Regions from separate parts of the Mus musculus genome. Here region 2 is linked to region 1. A link is a loop called in an ENCODE intact Hi-C map of the cell type or tissue named here. Cell type or tissue: gastrocnemius. All regions are shown on one strand.

Evidence for each region. A loop is a pair of places that touch in the nucleus more often than their neighbours do. Peaks named below come from ENCODE experiments on the same cell type or tissue, not always from the same donor. Only the 100,000 strongest peaks of a DNase experiment are listed, where the experiment ranks them.
Region 2: it touches region 1 in a loop (1.9-fold over the local background); 1 of 42 quality-filtered maps calls a loop at or near these places.

What each region holds. Positions count from the first base shown.
Region 1 is chr2:91,296,573-91,304,572 of GRCm38, reverse strand. The region is part of intron 4 of 1110051M20Rik (RIKEN cDNA 1110051M20 gene); the gene reads left to right. Among named protein-coding and RNA genes, the nearest start is that of Arfgap2, 35 kb to the right of the region's middle. In gastrocnemius, CTCF peaks have their summits at 3,589 (motif pointing left) and 7,038 (motif pointing left); no DNase peak of the experiment used is centred here; H3K27ac peaks cover 240 bases.
Region 2 is chr2:91,349,949-91,357,948 of GRCm38, reverse strand. All of the region lies in intron 3 of 1110051M20Rik (RIKEN cDNA 1110051M20 gene), which reads left to right. Among named protein-coding and RNA genes, the nearest start is that of Arfgap2, 89 kb to the right of the region's middle. In gastrocnemius, no CTCF peak of the experiment used is centred here; DNase peaks (open chromatin) are centred at 2,784 and 3,225.

The DNA.
Region 1 (8,000 bases):
CCAATGTGGTTTTCCCAGGGAGCCTCAGGGTCTGAAAAGAGTGAAATAAAGACACAGGGCCACAGAAACGCATGTGCCCACACACAAGCACACACCCACATGCACGCACACGCATGCAAGTGGGCAAGGATATTCTGAAGAAAGAGGAGCAAGCATGGAAGGCTGAGTGTGGGGACTGGAAAGGCATGGAAGGGCTAAAACCCCAACTGAAGGGACAGCAGCTAGTCCTGTGTGTGGTCCTGTGAGGTTAGCCCACCTTACTGAAGAGGAAACTGTAGGGCAAAAGGATTAGCTGTGCTGTGCAGGTGGAGTGATAACTTGTAAGTAGCAGAGGTGTGAGTGGCCCACGGGCCAGAGTCAAGAGGCTCCGTGAAGCTTCCTCACTGGCCTCCTCGGTGTGGGGCACAAGCTCTTCCTAGAGGCTTGGCTCCTTTGTTGTTTTTGTTTTGTTTTTTGAGACAGGGTTTCCCTGTGTAGCCCTGGCTGTCCTGGAACTCACGCTGTAGACCAGGCTGGCCTCGAACTCAGAAATCTGCCTGCCTCTGCCTCCCGAGTGATGGGATTAAAGGGGTTGGGGGTTGGGGGTTGGGTCCTTAACAAATGTCCCGTGCCTCTGCTGTCCCAGGAATCAACGTGCTCTCCTCAAGATCCCAGCTCATCCTCTCCATAGACTTTGAGGATGGAGACGTCAGTGGTCCTAAGCTGCAGGCACAGCCTCTTCTGGGAAAGGACATTTTATATTCAAGGTTTATAAGCTAATTTCACTGATAATGTGCAGAGTTTACAAAAAGCATTGTAGCTCCCTGACCCTTATTGTGTGCAGTGCTCATCCTTTCTAGAGACTACAAGTAACAGCTCTAAGCAGGCTAGTTGTTTTCATTAATCTGCAACCCAGAGGGAGGTTGGACTTTTGCTTGGGTTTGGTTTTGTGGTTTTTGAGACAGTCTTTTTCTATGTATCCTCCTGCCTCAGCCACCTCCATCCTGGAATACACTGTTAGACCTGGCTTGAGTTCTTTTCTTAGTTGAAAGGACAAAAGGAGGAGGAGGAAGAGGAGGAGGAAGAGGGAGCAGAAGGTGATGATGATCACAGGAGATTATCTTTGTAATTTAAAACCAGCCAGTGCAGTTAACATCAGAATTCCGTGCTCGTTTCCCTTTGGGGTCGGCTCATTTTAAGAGAGATTCAGTCCAAGAGATTGGGATTCATCCTTTGAAGTCAGGACTTAAGAATAGAAATATGACTTTTGGGGAATTCTGATAAGAAGAAGGATCTGGGCCTGGTGACCTAACCTGTAGTCCTAGCACTCCAGTGGAGACTAAATTAGGAAGATCAAGGCTAACCTTGTTAACATAATGAGGCCATGTCTCAAAAAGAGTTGGAGGGGGATGGAGAGAAGAGAGAAAAGGAAAGAAGCCATCCATCTAAATGTGTGTGCTCCAGGACAGCAGGCAGGCACAACAGCCTCCGTTGCTGCTGAGTCATTGTCAGTGAGCATCATTCTGCTCAGCATCCTGCTTGACACTCTGAGTGACTGCTGGGCAGATGGATGTGTGGGTAAAGGGAGGAGGGGTGAGTGGGTAGATGTGTGGGTAAAGGGAGAGGGGAGTTCTCACCTACCACTAGACACGGTTCTAAGTGGCAGTAGGACAAGAGCCACCACCTCTCATTTATCCATCAACGTATACATCAAGTGTTTCTCTTCTGATAATTTTCTTGAGGGAAGAGATATATTTACAAATTCACAGCTTTACTCACTTGTGTGTAATTCCATGACTTTTTGAATATTGCCAGAGTCATGTGCACTCATGACTACAGTCCATTTTAGAACATTCTTATCTTCAAAGGAATTCCTGCACACTTTAGGCATTGTTCTCCAATGTCTCACGTTCCCAGAGCTAGGTGAGCACGGCCCTGCTTTCTGTCTTTGTGGATTTGCCTGTTCAGGGCATTTCAACTAAATGGAAGTTGCCAGTTGATGATGGCACATACCTGTAACCCCATCACTTGGAAGCTGAGACAAATGGATCATTGTAAGACCAAGGCCAGCCTGGGGTACATAGTGAAACCATGTCTAAATGAAATGCCCTTCAAATAATGGAATTGCAGTGTACATAGTGAAACCATGTCTAAATGAAATGCCCTTCAAATAATGGAATTGCAGTGTAATATATGGTCCCTTGTGTCTGGCTTCTCTCTTCTCTCTTCTCCCTTCCCCCCTCCCTTACTCCCTTCCGGCTGGTTGGTTGGTTGGTTGGTTTTTTGAGATAGGATTTCTCTGTGTAGCCCCTCCCTGTCCTAGAACTTGCTCTGTAGTCACAGCTGGCATCAAACTCATAAAAATCTGCCTGCCTCTGCCTCCCCAATGCTGGGATTAGTGTGTGCCACCACTGATCCCTGTAAATTTCTTTTTTATTGTTTATTTGTTTATTAAATTTATTTAGTGGATGGGACATCCATGCATGCCGTAGCATGCATGTAGAAGTTAAAGGGCCACTGGCAGGGTTCTCTCCTTCCACCAGGTGGCTCCCAGAGATTGAACTCAGAGCATCAGGCTTGGCAACAAGTGTCTGAGCCATTCTTCAGGCCTTGTCAAATACTCCCTCCCTTCCTCCAACTCCCCTCCCTCCCTCCCTCTCTCTTTATCTTAAAGAGTTACGTATTAGCCAGATGTAGTGTTACAGGCCTTTAATCCTCATAAGAGAATTTCTCTCAAAAACAAAACAAAACACAAAAGATTTATTTTTTATGTGTACATGTCTGTGTACCTGTGTGAGTCTGTGTGTACCATGTACCCACCAGGAGGCAAGAGGACATTAGATCCTCCGGAACTGGAGTAAGAGCCAGTTGCAAGCCACTGTGGGTCCTGGGAAACAAGCCTAGGTCTTCTGCAAGAGCAGAAAGTGCTGGCAACCACTGAGCCACCTCTCCAGCCCCATCAAATGTTTCTTGAGTGCAGATTCATGCAAAGAGCTACTCTGGACACTGAGGCTATAGTTACTAATACAATGGGTTCCTGTCCTCACAGGACAATGTTGAATTTTGAAGTGTACCCCTGAGTACTTGCACTTGTGTATCGCCTGATTTCTTCCACTCCAGAATAGCTCTGTCTTCACTTCCCATTCTGTTAGTTAGATAGTTAGTTAGTTAGCTAGTTAGTTTATATTTTTATAGAATTGTGGGTATGGATGTTTTGTGTACCACTTATGTGCCTACTGCCCACAGAGGAGAAGAGGGTGTCAGATCCTGTAGAACTATAGCCCATGATGTGAATACTGGGAATTGAACCTAGGTCCTCTGAAAGAACAGCCAGTACTCTTGAGCACTGAGCCATCTCTCTAGCCCCCTTCCCTTCCCATTCTTGATAGTATGTGGTAGATTTCTGAGACCGAGACAAAGATTTGTATTTGCCCACGCCCATTCCCCCAGATCCTTCTAAACAATCTGATTTGTGTAAAGATTATAAATAATAGGATGCTCTAAAACCACAGGTCCTGGTCTAGAGACATTATTCAGAAGCTCAGATCCCAGAGCCCAAGGGGCAAGCCAGCATCCTACAAACACTCCCAGGGAGCCATGGCCCCCTTGTGGTCCTCATGTATGCACAAATACATGCACTGCACACACATGCACTAGATATCCCATGCATGTGTGCTGAATGAGTTAATACATGAATAAATAGATACATGAATATTCCTTGTATGGCATTTTATACACACACCCACAAACAAGATTCTTATTTTAAAAGTTTAAAAACAGGCCCAGTGATGGTGGCTTGTCATGCTTTTAGTTCCATAACTCAGGAGGCAGGAGGTAGAAGCAGGTGGATCTCTGTGGATTTGAAGCCAGCCTGGGCTACAAAGCAAGTTCCAGACAGCCAGGGCTATCCTGTCTCAAAAAACATAAAATGATCTGAGGAGAAGGGGATTGGGGGGGGGGGAACTGAAAGGAGAAGAGGGAAGGGAGGCTGTGATCCAGATATAAGTAAATAAATTTTAAAAATAGAAATAAATAAAATTAGAAATAAAAAGTACAAGAAAAAGGTAAAGTAAAATTAAATTAAAAATAAAAATTTAAAAGCAGGGACTGGAGAGATGGATCAGTGGTTACGAACACTTTTTCTTTTTTCTTTTTTTTTTAAGATTTACTTATTATACATAAGTACACTGTAGCCGTCTTCAGACACACCAGAAGAGGGCATCAAATCTCATTACAGATGGTTGTGAACCACCATGTGGTTGCTGGGAATTGAACTCAAGACCTCTGGGAGAGCAGTCAGTGCTCTTAACCACTGAACCATCTCTCCAGTGCCAAGAACACTTTTTCTTATAAGAGTATTTCCCAAGCACCCACATGGTAGCTCACTGCTGTCTATAACTCCAGTTTCAGAGGATCCAATGCCCTCTTTGATCTCCATAGGCACCAGGCATGTATGTGGTACACATATATACATGCAGACAAAATATTCATAAACACTAACAATAAATCTATAAATAAATAAATAATAAAAAATTTTAGAACAAAAATGAATTCTTGTTTGTTGACATAGGGTCTCAGGTAGCCCAAGCTAGCCTGGAGTTTACTATGTAGCCCAAGGTGACCTTAAATTTCTGATCTCCAGCCTCCACCTCTCAAGTGTCAGTAACAACCAAATTTCTTCATGGCATGGCATGAATATATACTAGATAAAATTATCAATACAAAAAGGCTTCTAAAGTGCTAGTCTTCTCTGGTAAGAGGCTTATGTGGTATTTAATAGAAACTCAACCTCTCATTATGAGGAATGAACGCACATAACCAGCAATACCAATGGCAATAGCATGCAGGTACACATAGGAGACCCCTGGGAAATCCACAGGAGGACAGCTGCAGAATAAAGATGAATTCAGTTATGGGAAGCTTGGTTCCTTTCGAGGTGTGAGTATCAAGAAGCCCGTCAGCCTCAGCTCTTCTTTGGCGTTCGTTCCCTACTCCACTCCAGTAGCTGTGTGCACTGCAAGCCTGCAGCTACCCAGAAAATGCCTCTGGACCACTAAGCTCTTGTCGCTTTGTCCTGGAAGTCAGATGGCCAGCTTCCCCCCCTCCCCGCCCCCAACCAGGCTAGGCATCTGACCAGAGTTACAGATGTGGGTGGCTAAGCCTGTGAGGCTGATTCTCTCAGAAAGATGGATTGCCCTCACCCATCCACTGCCAGCTTACTCACTCAGGCCCTGAGGTCTGGGGATAGGCTGCAGGAGGCTCCAGACTGTGATGATGCACATGGAAAAGAATGCAGTCCATGGGCAGCTGTAAGCCAGAGCCTGTGCATGACATGGCTTCTCCACAAGTGCCTACTCTAAGGGCTCCAAGCATTCTAGCCAGGCCACGGGGCAGCAGGTGTGAGCTGCAAACACAGGAAGGAACAAACAAGCTCTACAGCAGCCGCCCAGTCAGAGACCCTTCTACCTCATCATTCGTTCAGGAATGAGAAAGTTAGACCCTTTATCCCTGGACGGCCACCAGAGTATCTCCATCTCATCATCCTCTCAGCTAGGAAGCTTTCCTGGGACCCAGGAGCATGTGCTTGGGGCCTGGGCATACGAAGCACTTGCTTGGCATGTGTGAGGCCCTGTTGAGTTCCTAGCCATGGAAAACAAAAAAAAAAAAAAAAAAAAAAAAAAAAAAAAAAAAAAAAAAAACCAAGAGCATGTGATTGGAACCAGACTTCTGGATTTATTAGCTTGTGCTCTTAGGAAGGTTATTTCTCTGAGCCTCACTGTCCTTAATTTGTAAGGTGGCAATACTAATTGTCTGTAATGTGCTTAAAATAATGCCCTGTACAGAATAAACTTGCAATACAGTTAAAAGCAGTAGCATTAAAATTGACCTATAAGCCGGGCGTGGTGGTGTACGCCTTTAATCCCAGCACTCGGGAGGCAGAGGTAGGCGGATTTCTGAGTTCTAGGCCAGCTCCAGGAAAGCCAGGGATATACAGAGAAACCCTGTCTCAAAAAAAAAAAACAAAAAAAACCCAACAAATAAAATTGACCTATAGGAGCACAGGTGTTAGAAGGGTGGATGCGGGAGCTAAAAAGATGCCTTAGTAGTCAGAGTGCTTACTGATCTTGCAGAGATCCTGTGTCAGGCAGCTCTCAATTGTAGGTGACTCTAACGCTAGGGGATTCTATACTCTCTTCTGGCCTTCTTGTGCACTACACTCGCTTCTTCATACAGGCACACCAACACACGCATAATTAAAAATAACGAATAAACCTAAAAAGAAAGTGAATATACAGCCCACCAGAGCCTAGTAATTGGATGGCCATAAGGATACCCCTTAACTTTGCTGAGCCCTGTTCCCATTTCTATGGGTGCTGGAGAGATGGCTCTGCAGTTAAGAACCTCTGCTCTTCCAGAGGTCCTGAGTTCAATTCCCAGCAACCACATGGTGGCTCACAACCATCTGTAATAGGATCTGATGCTCCCTTTTCTGGCATGCAGGTGTACATGCAGATAGAGCACTCATACATAAAATAACTAGATCTTTAAATAAATAAATTATATAAAATAAAATAAAATGAAAGTAATAATAACCATAGAGTTTTGTGAGATTTCAGTAACAAATATGTAAATTGTTTAGCAAAGTCAGTAAATGGCCATTTAAGTTCAGCACATGGGAGACAGAGGCAGGCAGAGCTTTGAGTTAAAGACCAGCCTGGTCTACAGAGTGAGTTCCCAGACAGCTAGGGCTACACAGAAACCCTGTCTTGAAGAAAAAAATAATAATAACAGTAATAAATAATAACTAGATGAAACATAGTGGAGCATACCTGTCCTCCTGGTACTCAGAAGGTAAGGCAGGAGGGTCAGTAGTTGAAAGGATACACAACATCTTATCTCAAGCCAAAAGTAGGGCTGGTGAGATAGCTCAATGGATAAGAGCACTGACTGCTCTTCTAAAGGTCCTGAGTTCAAATCCCAGAAACTACATGGTTGCTCACAACCCACCTGTAATGAGATCTGATGCCCTCTTCTGGTGCATCTCAAGACAGCTACAGTGTACTTGGACATAATAATAAATAAGTCTTTTTAAAAACCCAAAAATAAAATAAGAGTATATAAATAAACTAGTAAATAAATAATTTACTGTTATAATGTTGGTATTGTTGTTGTTATTTTGTTTTTTCTTTTCTTTTTTGTTTTTAAATATTTATTTTATGTTTATATGTTGCTGGGAATTGAACTCATGACCTTTGGAAGAGCAGCCAGTGTTCTTAACTGCTGAGCCATCTCTCCAGTCCCTATTCTGGTTTTTCAAGACAGGGTTTCTCTGTGTAGCCTTGGCTGTCCTGGAACTCACTCTGTAGTTCAGGCTGGCCTCAAATTTACAGAGATCCACCGCCCTGCCTCCCAAGTGCTAGGATTAAAGGTGTGTATCACTATTGCCCAGCAATGTTATTATTATCATTTTTTTTTTTTTTTTTTTTTGGTTTTTCGAGACAGGGTTTCTCTGTATAGCCCTGGCTGTCCTGGAGCTCACTTTGTAGACCAGGCTGGCCTCGAACTCAGAAATCTGCCTGCCTCTGCCTCCCAATGTGCTGGGATTAAAGGCGTGTACCACCACGCCCGGCTATTATCATATTTTTAAAAATAAAGCCTAGAGAGGCAGCTCAGCAGTTAAGAGTATTGGCTGCTTTTTCAGAGGACCTGGATTCAATTCCCAGCACCTACAATGGTGACTCACAACCACCTAAAATTCCAGTTCCAGATCTGATGAACTATTCTGACCTTTGAGATGTGGTGCCCAGAAATAGATGCAGGTAAAACATCAATAATAATAATAATAATAATAATAATAATAATAATAATAATAATAAACAAGATAGGTCTTGATTTTTTTTATTTAAGAACAAATGAAAGTGCTTTCCAGCCTTTTTCTCTTCACAACACTCAGAAGACAATATCTAATGAAGCGTCAAGATAAGATGGCCTGTGGTTAGTCTTGACAAGATTTGGAAGCT
Region 2 (8,000 bases), 53 kb before region 1:
TAAAGGCAAACAGAAAAGAAAGTGAGAGAGGAAGTGCTGTTAACCAGGTCAGGGAAGGTGGGCAACAGATGTTGAGGGGGCGAATGGAATTGACTTCAGAAATCAGAGAGGGACTTTTGACGTGGCTCAGTGGTTAAGAATGCTTGCTGCTCTTGTAGAGGACTGAGTTTAGTTCTAGCTCCAGGGAATCCCAACACCCAACACACACACACACACACACACACACACAAATCTTTAAAAAGAAAGAAAGAAAAGAAAAAGAAAAAAGAAAAGGAAAGGAAAGAAAAGAAAAGGAAAGAAAAGGAAAAAGAAAAGAAAGTATGAGTGAACATACTGGACAGTGTGGTGGCACACACCTTTAATCCCAGCACTTGGGAGGCAGAGACAGGCAGATCTCTGAGTTCAAAGCCAGCTTGGACTATAAAGGGAGTTCCAGGATAGCACAGACTACCCTGCCTCGAAAAACAAACAAACAAACAAAAGGAAGGGGGAGAGAGAGAGAGGAGAGGGGAGAGGAGGGGAGAGGGGAGAGAGAGGAGAGAGGGGAGAGAGAGGGGAGAAGGGAGAGAGAGGAGAGACAGGAGAGAAATTAGATGGCTTTAGCTCTCCCAACCCTGAGATTCCACCTCACACCAGTCAGAATGGCTAAGATCAAAAATTCAGGTGACAGCAGATGCTGGCAAGGATGTGGAGAAAGAGGAATACTCCACCATTGTTGGTGGGATTGCAAGCTTGAACAACCACTCTGGAAATCAGTCTGGCAGTTCCTCAGAAAATTGGACATAGTACTACCGGAGGATCCCGCAATACCTCTTCTGGGCATATATCCAGAAGATGTTCCAACTGGTAAGAAGGACACATGCTCCACTATGTTCATAGCAGCCTTATTTATAATAGCCAGAAGCTGGAAAGAACCCAGATACCCCTCAACAGAGGAATGGATACAAAAAATGTGGTACATTTACACAATGGAGTACTACTCAGCTATTAAAAAGAATGAATTTATGAAATTCCTAGGCAAATGGATGGATCTGGAGGGCATCATCCTGAGTGAGGTAACCCAATCACAAAGGAACTCACACAATATGTACTCACTGATACATGGATATTAGCCCAGAAACTTAGGATACCCAAGATACAAGATACAATTTGCTAAACACATGAAACTCAAGAAGAACGAAGACCACTTTGCCCCTTCTTAGAATTGGGAACAAAACACCCATGGAAGGAGTTACAGAGACAAAGTTTGGAGCTGTGACAAAAGAATGGACCATCTAGAGACTGCCATATCCAGGGATCCATCCCATAATCAGCCTCCAAACGCTGACACCATTGCATACACTAGCAAGATTTTGCTGAAAGGACCCAGATATAGCTGTCTCTTGTGAGACTAGGCCGGGGCCTAGCAAACACAGAAGTGGATGCTCACAGTCAGCTATTGGATGGATCACAGGGCTCCCAATGGAGGAGCTAGAGAAAGAACCCAAGGAGCTAAAGGGGTCTGCAATCCTATAGGTGGAACAACATTATGAACTAACCAGTACCCCGGAGCTCTTGACTCTAGCTGCATATATATCAAAAGATGGCCTAGTCGGCCATCATTGGAAAGAGAGGCCCATTGGACTTGCATACTTTATATGCCCCAGCCAGGGCCAAAAAGTGGGAGTGGGTGGGTAGGGGAGTGGGGGGGGAGGGTATGGGGGACTTTTGGGATAGCATTGGAAATGTAAATGAGGAAAATACCTAATAAAAATATTTTTAAAAAAAGAAATAAAAATTTAAAAAAAGAGTTAGGGTTTGGAGCAGTGAGTTAGTGTAGAGATCTGAGAACAGAAAATGCCTGGACATCTTTCATAAGGAGTCTGGCACAAAGTCTGGATGGGCAAGGGAAGGAAGGGCCTGCCTACCTAAGTAGCTGGTCAGTATGATTTGAGGACTCACTTCAGAACAGAATGCTGTGCCTCCGGAATGCACTCATGTCCTGGCAGGGACAGCATTCCATGGAGATCCTTGAGAGACAGCCCAGCAGCCACTAACTTTAGCAAGTGTTTGCTCAAGGAAAGTTGGTGCCCAAGAGTACTAGAAAACAGTTTTTCGACTATGCCGGGGCCTAGCAAACACAGAAGTGGATGCTCACAGTCAGCTATTGGATGGATCACAGGGCCCCCAATGGAGGAGCTAGAGAAAGTACCCAAGGAGCTAAAGAGATCTGCAACCCTGTAGGTGGAACAACATTATGAACTAACCAGTACCCCGGAGCTCTTGACTCTAGCTGCATATGTATCAAAAGATGGCCTAGTCGGCCATCACTGGAAAGAGAGGCCCATTGGACTTGCAAACTTTATATGCCCCAGTACAGGGGAATGCCAGGGCCAAAAAGGGGGAGTGGGTGGGTAGGGGAGTGGGGGGTGGGTATGGGGGACTTTTGGGATAGCATTGGAAATGTAAATGAGGAAGATACCTAATAAAAAATTAAAAAAAAAGAAAACAGTTTTTCTCATGGTGTACTGTAGTCCAGGTCAGTCCAGGGAGTTGTGGGAAAAGCCTGAGCCAGGAAACAGACATATATACTTAAGAGATTTGAGAAAATAAAAAAGATGTATGTCTGCCTGGTTATGTAGACACAGATCTAACAGTGGGAACTTGTTAGAGAACATCTGGATTCAGAGAAAAGAGGAGCCGAAGAGAAGTGTCGTCATGTCAGATCACACTGAGGCTGTGCAGCCATATGGAAGACATAGATAAAGCATTTCTGAAGCAGGTCCCAAAGCTGGCTGGAGTCCAGCAAGTGTGGCCATAGGGACTTGAGGCACCAAGACCCAAGTTCAGCACCACGGCCTTCATGCATTCTTTTCCCCCTGTTTGCTTATGTTTTTTCTGATCCAAGTGATATCTGCTTATAGAAAAGGAGCAGTGCAGAAAATGAAATGAACAGAGCCAAACCGGCTTCTGTACACTTGCCACTACTGCCTGCCAGTCAGGTGCCACCCACCATGGCTAGGATTTCCGTGGATAATTCTCATTGCATACTACAGAGTATGCTGGATACACATTCTTATCTCCCTCTGCGTGTGTGTTAGTGCATGTGCATGTGTGTGTATGTGTGTGTGTGAGTCACAGCATGCAGATGAAGGTCAGTGGACCATCTCAGGTGGTGGTCACCATGTTTAATCAGGATCTGTTGCTCATTGCTGTGTATGCCATCAGCAAGCTCCTGGGGACTCTCCTTTTACTGCCTCTGTCTCTCTCTTGCAGGACTGCAGTTACAGATGCCTGAGCCCCTACATGGAGCTTGGCACACGCTCTGAGGACCCACACGTAGGTGGTCCTGCTTTCATAGCCTGCAGTTCATGCATTGAGCCATCTTCCCAGCCCCTGAACACATGTTTTTGGAGAACCATTTTTTCATGTATTTTTTATGTATAAAAATATATTAATATATATCTTAAGTTCATCTTAAAACTTAAATATTTATCATGTTCTTCTTTCAGAAGGAAGAAATGAGATGGATATCTCAATATAGTTATAAAAAAATTCCAGTGTTTCCTATTTGCTTCTGTTAGATTGCATTTTCTGAAGGTAATAATGATTAGGCAGCAGAAATAAATGAGGCATAAAAAAATTGAAAGGGAAAGAGGAAATCACATAACTGAATCGGTGATGTGATTAATAACTCCCCTGGAATCAAACTGAAATCTATTAGAAATATTAAAACCTACAAGGTAGGTGGTCAAAGTATACTAAAGCCAACACATTGTTTTATTTCATTTTTAAAGAAAATAGCATTCATATCAACAAACAAGAGAAGACTTTGTTTTCAGTAGCAAAACTGGGTATAACAGCCAAGCACAGCAGCACATAGCTCTTATCCCAGCTATCGGCAAGGCTGGCACAGGGGTATCCCAAGGGAAAGGCTGGCCTGAGTGACTTCAAAAGAAGTCAGAGGACAAAATGGCTAGGGATAAAGCTATCAGGGAGCTCCAAGAAGGGAGTGAGGGAGAGTCCAGACAGCCCCGAGGAGTGAAGACAGCACCTGGGAGGGATGTCGTGACCCCTGAGTGGCTTCACAACAACACCAGAGTTCTTTCCTTCATCCTGTAAGGGAACACTTGGAGATGGGGGATTCCAGGGGTTTTTTATTTGATTTGTTTGCTTATTTGGCTGAGACAAAGAGTATACTGGAAAACCAAGTAAAACTAGACTAACTGGAAATACCTTGAGATATACAGGAATTAGGATCTATTATTAGGCCATAATAATTGTTATATAATAATTAGCAAATCACTGCTAGCTCTGAATCACCATTCTAAGAACATTTATTTACTCACTCAGTCCTCACAACAGCCTGTTTGAATTAGCTTTCTCAAGTTCAGATTGCTAGGACGTGCAGTTTGAATTAAACTCATGGGCTCTTCAGTGTGTGTGTGTGTGTGTGTGTGTGTGTGTGTGTGTGTGTGTGTGTTGAAAGCTAGAGGTTGCTATCAGGTGTCTTTCTCCATCATCCTTATAGTTTCAGGCAGGGTCCTTCACTAGACCTGAAGCTCTCTGATACAGCCATGATGGCTGGCAGTGTACCCACAAGGATCCTCCTGTCTCTACATCCCCAGTGAGGAGATTATAGGCACAGGCAGCTGTGGTAGCTTTTTACCTGGGTGCTGGGATCTGCTCAGGTCTTTATGCTTATACAGCAAGCATTTGCCAACTTGGGCATCTCCTCAGTTGTCAATTTAGTGATTTTTTTAAACTGCCCCCTTTAGGGAACAAAACTCATGTATGTTTCAGTAGCATATTTTTCTCCTTACCTCCCAGATTTATATAACTCCCATATATATATATATATATGTATATATATATATATATATATATATATATATATATATATACTCCCAGATTTATATAACTACTCATTGACCTACTGCCTATATGGCTAATGTCTATTATGGATACTTCCTATGGATGGAACCATGCAATGCAGAGATTTCTGTGTCTGACTCCCTTTATTTAGTATTTTAAAGGTGTTACCCATGTCATAACACAGATCAATATTGCATTCCTTTTTATGGCCAAATAATATTTCATTGAATGATTATACCATTCATCTAAACACTAGGTTTTTTCCATTTTTTGACTACCATAAATAATGCTATTATGTACACTGGCAAACAGGTTTCTGTGTGAATGTATATTTTTATTTCTCTTGGTTATGTATTTAGGAGTGGAATGCTGGGTCATGACATTTTTATGTTTTACAGAACTGCTAGACTGTGGCTGTATTATTTTACATTCCCATTAACTACATGTGTGAAAGCTCCAATTTATTGATGTTCGTAGTAAAGTTTGATATCTTTAAAAAGGTTTTGCTTAATAAGATCATTAAATGAAATACAAAGGCTGGCGACATGGCTCAGGTGGTAGAGTGATTGCCAGTCTACCACAGATAAAACCATGAGTTTGATCCACAGCAACACAAAAACCAGGCCTGGTGGTCAAATCCTATCACTCCAGAAATAGAGGCAGAAGTGACAGTTCAGTCTTCAAATCATAGCAAGCTTCAGTTCACCTGGGACTCATGACACCTTGTTGAACTCTTTTGAAGGAAAGAAAGGGGACAGAGGAAGAAGAAGAAGAAAGAAAGAAAGAAATCAAATGTCAGATGGGAGAAATTATGTTTTATACATACACATCTTAATACATCAGCATATATAAAGAGCATCTACCAGTCAATAATATAAAGACAAAAGCCACCTATTAAAAACTGAGCAAAAGACTTTATGAGTCACTTCACAAAGGAATATATGTAAAGGGTCACTATAAAATTCAAAAAGTGCACAGTATATGAATTAGTCATCAAGGACACAAACTTAAACTACCATGAGCTGTCACTTCACACCTGCTAGAGTGCCTGAGTGAAGACTGATGATACCAAATGCCATCCAAGATGTGAGACAGCTGCACTTCTCAGTTGCTGTTGGTGGGAAGAGAGAGGTTACCATTACTTTGGAAAACAGGCAACAATTCTACTTTAAGACTTTACCAAAGAGAAATAAAAACATATTCACAAAAGAAAGATAAAATCTTCTAAAAGCTTTATTTACAACAGCAAAAAGTACATACTTTGGGTCTGGAGAGATGGCTCACCAGTTAAGAGCAGTGGCTGCTCTTGCAGATGACCCAGGCTCACATCACAGCACCCACAGACAGCTTATAACTCTCTGCAGTTCCAAGCAATCTCACGCTCTCTTCTGGCCTACGTGGGTACCAAGGATGCATGTGGTGCACAGACAGATATGCAGTCAAGACACCCATATACATACAAGAAAAACAAAAATAAACTTGCTTAAGAACCAGGGAGCTATAAGTGGAGCTCAGTTTTGGAGTAGCTGCCTACTGTGTGCATGACACTGGGCTAGACCCTAGGTCCACTGCCAGAGAAAATGAAGCAAGTAAGTTAACCAGATAGGCGTGTGTTTGTTTCTAGATCCTTTGGACATTTCTATTAATATAAAGTAGACTTGTGCTTCAGTGTTTTCTCTATCAACATTGCTCTGTGTCTGGGCATGGTAACACGTCTAAAATCTCAGCACTCAGGAGACCAAAGCAAGGTATTTACCATGAGTTCTAGACCAGCCAAGGCTATATAGTAAGACTGACTCAAAAAGAAAAAGGAAAGTAAGGAAGGAAGGGAGAGGGAGAGAGGGAGGAAAGAAGGAAAGGAGGGAGAGAGGAAGGAAAATTAAAACAGAATATTATTAGAACATACTTGAGAGTTTCCACAGACAAACATTTGGTTGAAATTGAAATTATGAAGACACATGTATGTGACTCTCTTAGTCTGTGAACATAGTGCATCCCCCTGGGGTCTCTGACCCCTCTCCGTGTTCATAGTGTTTAGTGTACAGATAGGAAGTGCTGGATCAGGTTTACTTGTATTAACGTAAACGTGCTGTTTGCTGCTCCTATTGTAAATAGCAGTGTTTTATTTTTCTGTCTCTATTGTTGTCTTTTTGGTTCTTTGAGCCAGGGTTTCATTTAGCCCAGGCTGGTTTCAAATGCAGTGTGCAGACAAGGATGGCACTACACTCTTGGCCCTCCAGCCTCTACCCAGAATGACAGTCGTGTGCCAGTGCACCCTGGTCTCATGGCATTGTTGTCTTTTAGTTACTTTTGCCAACTTCCCATTGTAAGAGCACAGAAGTCAATGCAGGTGTAGTAATTCAGACCTGTATAGTTAGCCCTTGGGAGGCTGAGGCAGAGATCATGAGTCCGAAGCTAACCTGGATTACTTAGCAAAGTTGAGGCTACTCGGTCTTATACAGTGCAACCCTGTCTCAAAAAGAAATTGTCTTTATCATGTGCTAGTGCAGACTCATTTATTAGTGCTACAAGTTTCTTTGTAGAATCAGTATTTTTAAGTATTTCATTAAGGTAATTATTGATTTATTAAGATAATTGAATGAGCCAGTCATAGTAACACACAATCATAACCTAGCACTTGCAGGATTAAGACAGGATTACAGGTTCCCGGTGAGCCTGGTCAACACAGCAAGACCTTGTCTCAAAAGAAAGAAAGACTCCGCCTAGGTGGGTAGTGTAATATTAACCAAATAAAGAAGGAAATAGAACACTCACCTTTATTGCAGCTTAGGGAAGTTTTTTCTCTGTCAAAAAAAAAAATGTTCTTTGGACTGGAAGCTAAAATAAACACTTGGTCCAGGTAGTGAGACCAGCGGTTGGAGGAGGTCACCTCCCTTCGTCCAGTTCTTTCTCTTGGTTTACATTCCAAGGCACTGAGCACTTGGGGATAGGCTGAGAAACTGAACATGGGGAGGAAAGCTGGGGTTCTGTTGGGGGTGGGTTCAGAGCTCTCAGAAGCCAAGGAGCTAATCCGCAGTCACAGCAGAGACTGAGGCTGACCGTGCTGAGCTCCTTAGCTGACTTGCCTCAGCTGAACAGCAGCAACAATTGTGCATATGTAAAAAAGTGTGTCCCAGGCACTTGTA